2 separate regions of the Homo sapiens genome follow, and region 1 is linked to region 2. Evidence: read pairs that join two places in POLR2A ChIA-PET (ENCODE). Cell type or tissue: endothelial cell of umbilical vein. All regions are shown on one strand. Each heading gives the region's core, and the rest is flanking DNA. Links, peaks and the distances in the headings are about the cores only. Region 1 overlaps SMYD3 (SET and MYND domain containing 3). Region 2 overlaps SMYD3 (SET and MYND domain containing 3).

Evidence for each region. ChIA-PET counts read pairs that join two places held together with the same protein. Peaks named below come from ENCODE experiments on the same cell type or tissue, not always from the same donor. Only the 100,000 strongest peaks of a DNase experiment are listed, where the experiment ranks them.
Region 1: POLR2A ChIA-PET joins it to region 2 with 6 read pairs; 2 of 35 experiments call an interaction of 5 or more read pairs at or near these places.

Annotation. Positions count from the first base shown.
Region 1 is chr1:246,244,777-246,249,179 of GRCh38, reverse strand. All of the region lies in intron 5 of SMYD3 (SET and MYND domain containing 3), which reads left to right. Among named protein-coding and RNA genes, the nearest start is that of SMYD3-IT1, 75 kb to the left of the region's middle. In endothelial cell of umbilical vein, for the core only: no CTCF peak of the experiment used is centred there; no DNase peak of the experiment used is centred there; H3K27ac peaks cover 471 bases.
Region 2 is chr1:246,458,276-246,462,678 of GRCh38, reverse strand. All of the region lies in intron 1 of SMYD3 (SET and MYND domain containing 3), which reads left to right. Among named protein-coding and RNA genes, the nearest start is that of SMYD3, 47 kb to the left of the region's middle. In endothelial cell of umbilical vein, for the core only: no CTCF peak of the experiment used is centred there; no DNase peak of the experiment used is centred there.

The DNA.
Region 1 (4,403 bases), core at 139-4,138, 210 kb after region 2:
AGATCGCACCACTTTGCTCCAGCCTGGGTGACAGAGTGAGACTGTGTCTCAAAAACAAATGAAGAAACAAAAAGCAATGATCATACTATAAAAAAATCAAATACTAAAAAAAAATCCCAGTAATCACCTATTTTAAAATGCACTTTGTAGTTTTCGCATCTTGTTCTTGATCTTATTTGACCCTCAGAGAAATACTGTGAATTAGGTAAAAGAAGTCAGAGAGCGGCTGGGCACGGTGGCTCATGCCTGTAATCCCAGCACTTTGGGAGGCTGAGGCGCGCGGGTCACGAGGTCAGGAGATTGAGACCATCCTGGCTAACACGATGAAACCCCATCTCTAGTAAAAATACAAAAAAAAAAAAAAAAAAAAATTAGCCGGGCATGGTGGCGGGCGCCTGTGGTCCCAGCTACTCGGGAGGCTGAGGCAGGACAATGGCGTGAACCCGGGAGACAGAGCTTGCAGTGAGCCAAGATTGCACCACTGCACTCCAGCCTGGGCGACAGAGCGAGACTCCATCTCAAAAAAAAAAAAAAAAAAAAAAAGGAAAGTCAGAGAGCTTTTGCATAACTGGCCCAGAGGGTGTGGTAGATGGAGCTACACTCAGACTTTGGAGCCTGACTAATAACACAATTAGAGCATGAGCAAGAGGAAGGCCAGGGGCAGCTTTGACATGGGAAGAGAGCTACTTACATACTGACCGGTAATTGATAATGGGAACAAACGACCTGCCCAAATTACTTTCCAAAAAGTCTCTGTTGGGAGACATTTCAAGTTTAGAAATGAACAATTTTGAGATGATCTGGGCAGATTTGAAATCTTGTGAAATCCCTTCAAAATCCGAAAATGAGTGTGTGAGAGCCCAGCGTGTGTTTTGTGAAGACTTCTCTTGTGTGTCTTGTATTGCTTAGAGGGCATGATTTGATGACATGGTCAGAACATTCTGGGCAGAATCGTTACATCATCAGTTCTTGTCATATTGGCTCCAACCTTATTTTCTTACGGTTGCTTTTCAGTTTTATGAAACAATTTCCTCCAAACACCTTATCAGTGGCTCAGTATCCGAACCTTTTACTCCAAATACAGTTTCAAAAGAGATATGCTCTCTGCCTGTTAACTATTTCAGTTGAGACCCAACCTTACATCAATAGAATGAATCTCTGCAACGGTTGGTTTCAGCAAGGTGGTGAGAGGGATTTTGATGGTGAGGGACAGCGAAGCAGGAAAGGGTATGTTCTCATCACTCATGAAAACTTACTTCTCAGATAGCGTTTGCTCATAACCGCTCGCTAATCCAGGCAGTACTTATCCAGGTTCTCTTGCTACCTGGATTTTTTAAGGATAAAAGTCTACCAAAATTTTTCAAAGCAAATTCTGTAATCTACTAGAAGAATTTATTTTTTTGAAGGCAATAGGTGACTCTTAGCTAGAAAATAAAAAGTGTTAACTGTCGTTTCTATTTACTTTGGGAAGCATTTTGCCAAACAAAAAGGCCTCTTTTAGGTGTGGGAAATGAGTGATGAGTAGCTGACTCAGGAGCCGCAGCTAGCCTCTCTTATATATAGTCTATGTTCAGAGTGCGGAAAAAAGAGAAGAAACTGCTTTGTGACAGTTTCCCACGCACAAGAGATATTAATGAAATAAAATGTTTTTAACTCGTGTGTATATATATATATATGAGTCCCATGTTAAAAAATATATATATATATATATATAGAGAGAGAGAGAGAGAGAGAGTTATCCTTCTCTTTCTTAAACCACAGTGCTAGAGGCAAAATCTGTCCTGGTAGTCTGTTGAATGTGTGGTTGCCTAGACACACGTTATAAATAATTATTTAATTAATTTTTAAAAATGGAACTTGAGATTTTAGCATTTTGCTTATAACACATAAAATTTGAGATCTGGGACCTCAGAATTTTCTTCTGTACTTGCACACATGCTTTCAAATGTCATTACCTACTTGAGTCCAGCATCTGGCAATTCGTTATACTGAGCAGCTAATTTTTCATTGTGGTTCCTCTGGGTCTCAGTGCAGAGTCATACAACACAGCTGACTACAGAGTAGCGACCTGGATTCAGATCAGCTGCCAAATTAAGTTTACAATTCTGTAACATTCAGGTCTAATAAGGGAGTTATATACAAAAGAGCATTTAGTCTTAGTTGATTTAGTAGTTTGATGTGTATCTTCGTATTTTAACATATAACTAACGAAGAAATATGCTGAATATTATTTTCTTTTAAAAAACATTTTAATTATCTGAATAATCGAATTCATCCCTATGTGAGACTGTAATTATATTAAACAGTGTAATATATGTGTTACATATATATATAGTATATATGTATAAAATATATATAGTGTAAATGTTAGAGTCAGGCAAATTGGGTTTTGATTTCTGCAGAAATACTGTTATTTGGGCATCTTCTATGTGGCTCAGTTTCCACATAGGTAAAATGAAAATTCTAAAAATAACTTCATAGGGCCATTTTAGAAATTAAATAAAGTCATAAATATACTATTAATGCATATTATAAAGTGTCCAGTAGGTGGTATTCTTATTGCATTTGATGTAATTTATTTATGAATTTGAAGCTTCAAGCTTCCTTGACCGTAACAAATGCATACATAACCCAGAATATGAACAATTCACTCTTCAAAAGTTTTACTCACTTGAAATAATATACTCCACTTATGATAATGACTTCATTTTAGAAATCATATTACTTGGGATTGGTACCCTTTCTATTACAACAGGAGCCCTAGCTACTCAAATAGACTTACTTTCCAGTAGAAAAATATATTTTTACAATCCACATAGAATCTCATTTGAACAACTAGAGCAATGTCCAGAGTCCTCACTTCTTACTTAAAATAAAACTACAGATACAGTAAGATCAAGGATCATACCGTAAGAACAAAGGCAAAAGTTAGGTAGTAAAGGGGAAGAGAAGAACGTTTTATTAATTTTTTTAACTAAAGAAAGCCACCATAATTGAATGTCAACTTTAGCTGTGACTTTTCTGGCAGCTAGAATAAAAGTAAGATCGTTGTCTGATAGAACTGAATGTCTCAGTTTATTAGAACAACAAAATACTGTAATCTTTCTCAAAACCTACATGGAACAAACTGGAACAAGTATTTCATGAAAACCAAATGAAAAATAAGTAAATAAATGATTTCATCACCACTGTCACCAAAAACAAATGAATTTTTTGGATAGGAAAACATGGCTAAGTTGGTAATTGACTGAGACATTGGCCTGGTGTGTTATCTGTGGTTGTATTTTATTAAACTTATATTTACAGAAATGGAAAAAAACTAACTTTTCATACAGTTTGGTGTATTCATAGCAAAATATGAATAGAAATCACCTCTGGAATCTTGATGAACAAGGCCTTTAGTGGTTCATTGGTGTAGAATGAATATCAATTTAGAGAAATAGGTCTATAAGTCAGGAAGTGATGCAGAAATGTCATAAGGCTTATTCATAATCACAACATTTTTCAGATATTTTCCACGTTAAATCTGAAATTTTAATTTCTTAGATAAAAATCTGTTATTTTTGATTTTTTTTTACTTTTGTTTTGATTTGTAAAATTTCTATTTCATTTCTCTCTTTAAGGGTTGAGATTTTCCTAAGTGTGAGATGTCTGCCTCTTTCTTAATAAAAGAGGATCTACATGTTTCAAAAATACTTTTATTCCCAGTATTTCTGTTTTTTGTTTGTTTGTTTTTGGAGACAGAGTCTCGTTCTGTCACCCAGGCTAGAGTACAGTGGCACGATCTTGGCTGACTGCAGCCTCTGCTTCCCAGGTTCAAGAGATTCTCGTGCCTCAGCCTCCTGAATAGCTGGGATTACAGGCATGTGCCACCACACTTAGCTAATGTTTGTGTTTTTACTAGAGACAGGGTCTTGCCATGTTGTCCAGGCTGGTCTGCAACTCCTGGGCTCAAGTGATCCGCTCGCCTCAGCCACCATGTCTGGCCTGTTGCCAGTTTTTATTCTTATTTTTAAACTTCATCTTGGAAATAAAACTAAAAAAAAAAAAAAAAAAAAAGGCAGTAGCTGCTGAATTCTTTTAGGAACTCTATGGAGTTCAGGTTCTTGGTCTATTTAGCCGTAGTGGAATTTATGAAAATCTAAAACATTAATGATGCCTAAGAGGCAGGCTGCCTCACTGAGATGAATGCTTTGCCTGGCCTGATAGCAGAATTAAAGAAAATTGAAACTTCAGCGTTTTGAAGATCACTGGGGTATCATTTGGTATGTATTCAGAATAGTTCATGAATAATGTTTAGATGGAGTCCATATAAACCCAATTCATAGTAGAGTGGAAAAATTTTTATATACAGAAAACTGCTGTAGCCAGATAGTAAAAGAAGATATATTTAACTGTTTATA
Region 2 (4,403 bases), core at 132-4,131:
TTTGTGTAGCCCTCCAGTTCTGACCCTTCTCTCAGCTCCAGGCTGAGTTTGTTTCAGCTATACCAGATGGCCTGATGGTGATTCTTCTGCCCTCCGAGCCTCGGGGTCAAGGGATGCGCCCAGAGATGGGGTGATCTGACATGCAGTTTTGTGGGTGGTGGGGTCTGTGTGACCCTTCCATTGCTCAGGTGTACAATTACCAGTGGACACAGTGGCACAGTCGGGGGCCTATGACTTGAGGCCAGGCCCCCATGGAGTCGTGGGAGAGGCAGGTCCAAGGATGGGGGTACCGCTGATCACTGTGGAGCACAGTTCTCCAGACCTCTAGGCATGGGGTCCTGCAGCATCCACGGGAGAATTCACTATACCCAGCAGGCCCCGCGAGAGGATGCACTGTACCCAGCAGGCCCCGCGGGAGGATGCACTGTACCCAGCAGGCCCCGCGGGAGGATGCACTGTACCCAGCAGGCCCCGCGGGAGGATGCACTGTACCCAGCAGGCGAATTCTTCTTGCCATGCCCGTACTCACAATGCTAGGCTTTCCACACCTCCACACACGTAAAAGTGTTCAGAAACCAAACCTTCACCTGGATGCCTCCTATCCTTTGTTTTAGATTTCACCTCTTTTGTGGAAGCCTTCCTTGCCCTCCCTACCACACTAGCCTGGATTAGGTACTCTACTCTGTGTTGCACTTTGCAAATTAAATTACATTTGGTTTATACGTTTGTTCCTTTTCTAAACTGTGAGTACCTTCATCTTTATGTCTCTAGAATTAGGCAGACAATCAATTAATTTAGAATAAATGAGAATGAATACGTGAACACAGGTATGCCAAAAGTGTGTGGCTCTGTGAAAACCAGCTAATAGTGGTACTTTTCCTGTGTCTGAGAAAACAAAGTTTGCGAATACATTTTCTCAATTTTAATTTTTTTTTTTTTTTTTTTGAGACAGAGTCCAGTTCTGTTGCCCAGGCTGGAGTGCAGTGGCGCAATCTTGGCTCACTGCAAGCTCAGCCTCCCGGGTTCATGCCATTCTCCTGCCTCAGCCCCCTCAATTTTAATTTTTTTTTTACATATTTTTTCTTAGCCTTTAGTTACCTAATTCTCTCTAGCAAAACAAATAGATAAGTAGCAAGTATATGTTTTTGAAAACACATGGAAATAGATTGCTGTGCTTTATATGATTTCTATTTTTCTATAGAAACATGTTTATGATGTGATTATTTTTGGCACTAAAATTGTTCTAAGTTTTTACTATGGATTTTAACATAATAACATGTATATAATTTGGAAGTATTTTATGACTTTTCCAGAAATATGTAGTGTTCTGCATAATACCTGGAGCTACATGTACTAGGTATTTAGGAAATATTCTTGTTGACTAATTTCCACTTTTTTTCCCACTAATTTCCACTAATTTCAGATAATTTCCACTATCTGATAAAGATGGACAGCCTTTAAACTAGAGAATAAACATGCTTGAATTAATTTTCCTTGAAACAAAATCAGATTATTAATACAAGAAATCCTACAAGATGCCCAACGCTTATTTGATGTATTGCTACATTCTCTTTAACTTACATTTTTCAGAAGTTACCTTAAACAATTTAGAGTCATTTTATGCCTTTAATAATATTTGAGCACAGCTGTCTTCTGCCTCATGGTCTTTTCTTCAGGCTAACTTGTCATGGCTTGTAGCCTTGTAGCTGATAGATACTCTTATGATGATTGGGGTTTATTTAGCCCAGACAGCATTCATTGTAAGTGTGGTAAAAATGTACTAAATTTGTACTTAGCTAATTAGGAGTTTATAATAATTCTGACATGCTGAATTGAAGTTTCTTTGTAATGTTCAAGGCAAAGAGAAAAGGATTTGTTTAGCTAATTAAAACTATAAACAAGACGGAATGTTTAATCTACTTGAGGCAAACCAACAACTGTTTTCAAGTACTTATGAAATCAACATAAACTAGGAAAACACCAATTGAAATTATTTTTTATTAAAACACTAAAGGATTTTCTAAGGCACAGCTTTTGACTGACTTCTTCCTTGGCATTTGTTCACATTATTAGGAAATAGGGGCCTACTGGTATTTTTCAAATCCTTTGTTCATGACCCACAGTGAGATATACATACTATATTGCTATTCAGTAAAAACACACATGTAACTGAAACAAAAGCTGTAGAAAATAATATTTAATTTCTTGTGATGCAGTATTTTAATTTTCTTATATTTCAAATATTAAAAAGTTCCTCTCAGGACAAGTAAATTGATTTTACAAATTGATCAAGATCCACAGCTTGAAAAAACTGGACTAGACTGTGCTTGAGTGCAGAGACCATGACATATTCATCTTTCTGTTACTAAGTGCTAGAGCAGGTGCTCAGTAGATATTTGAATAAATTGGTAATTGAGAAGAGGAGTAAGAAGTGAAATCAGAGTTGTAAAAGGAATAGATGTTTTTGACAATGAAGTTCTTGGATATAATAAAGGCAGTCGAGGTAAAGCACTGTGGTACTTATGGTTGGTATGAAATTTGTTTGTTTGCAGGAAATAGAAACCAGTGTTAGCTGAAGCAAAGAAGAATATATTAAAAGGATTCAGGGTATCTCACAGAAATCAAGCGTAGGGGTGTGTCTTGTGATTTGGGAAGGGAATGAAACTAGAAAGTGGAATGACTTCAAGAGCCTAAGTGTGTTATCTTGTGTTTTTTCATCCCTGCTTCTTTCTTTGTGGCTTTTTTTTTTTTTTTTTTTTTGGGTGGCGGAATGGTTTCCTCTGCAGCCAAATGACAGAAGAATCTTCAGTTCACGTGACAGTTTATTTCCAAAGCTCCTGATTGTTTTACATTTTGGTTCCAGGCTTTAATACTGTATGTGACTTATAGGTGGTAGAATAAATTAGTCTTTTGATATTTACTGTATGCCATGAGTTAGTAGTTTCAAGTCACTGGTTTCAGATAAGATACCTGTATTAGTCTGTTCTCACACTGCTGTAAAAAACTACCTGAGACTGGGTAATTTATGAAGAAAAGCAGTTTAATTGACTCACAGTTCCGCAGGCTGTACAGGAAGCATGGCTGGGAGGTCTCAGGAAACTGGAAGCGAAGGAGAAGGGAAATCTTACCATGACAGAGCAGGAGAGAGTGAAGGGGGACGTGCCACGCACTTTCAAATAACAAGATCTCACGAGAACTCTTATTGCGAGAATAGCAGAACAAGAGAGTGAAGGGGGACGTGCCACAAACTCTCAAGTAACAAGATCTCGCGAGAACTCTGTCAGGAGAACAGCAGAGCAGGAGAGAGTGAATGGGGACGTGCTACACACTTTTAAATAAGATCTCGCGAGAACTCTATCATGAGAACAGCAGAGCAGGAGCCACTTTCAAATAACAAGATCTCTTGAGGACTCTATCACGAGAACAGCAGAGCAGGAGAGAGTGAAGGGGGACGTGTCACACACTTTCAAATAACAAGATCTCGCGAGAACTATCACGAGAACAGCAGAGCAGGAGAGAGTGAAGGGGGACGTGCTACACATTTTCAAACAACAATATCTTGCGAGAACTCTGTAAGGAGAACAGCACGGGGAAGTCTGCCCCCATGATTCAGTCACCCCCCCATCAGGCCCCTCCTTCAACACACGGGGATTACAATTGGATATGAGATTTGGGTGGGGACACAGAGCTGAACCATATCAACATCCTATTCTACAGTTCAGTATTTCCAGTAGCTTTGTTTTGCCTACTGGGTCAGATGAATACACATAGAATATATGCGTGTATGTTATAATCATTACTTGCAAAAGTGTTAATTCAGCACATTTTCACATCACATGTTCCTGGCACTAGGTTAGGCTGCAGAATAGTTACAAAGATGGATATAATGTACTGTATTTAGAATGACTTTTCCGGCCGGGCGCGGTGGCTCACGCCTGTAATCCCAGCACTTTGGGAGGCTGAGGCGGGCGGATCACGAGGTCAGGAGATCCAGACCATCCTGGCTAACATAATGAAACCCCGTCTCTACTAAAAATACAAAAAAAAAAAAAAAAAAAAAAAAAATCAGCCAGGCGCGGTGGTGGGCGCCTGTAGTCCCAGCTACTTGGGAGACTGAGGCAGGAGAATGGTGTGAACCTGGGAGGCGGAGGTTGCAGTGAGCCGAGATCGCACCACTGCACTCCAGCCTGGGCAACAGAGCGAGACTCTGTCTCAAAAAAAAAAAAAAAAAAAAAAAAAAGAATGACTTTTCTACTTGAAGGTTATGGCCTTGTTCCAGCAAAGTATATCAAGTCATGCACAGATGAGCTATGTTGATGATATCACTTCAGAATTAGTCTTCAGTTTTTCCAACTCTGCTTGTCTTGTTTCTCACTTTTAACTCTCCTTTTCTCATCTGAGAT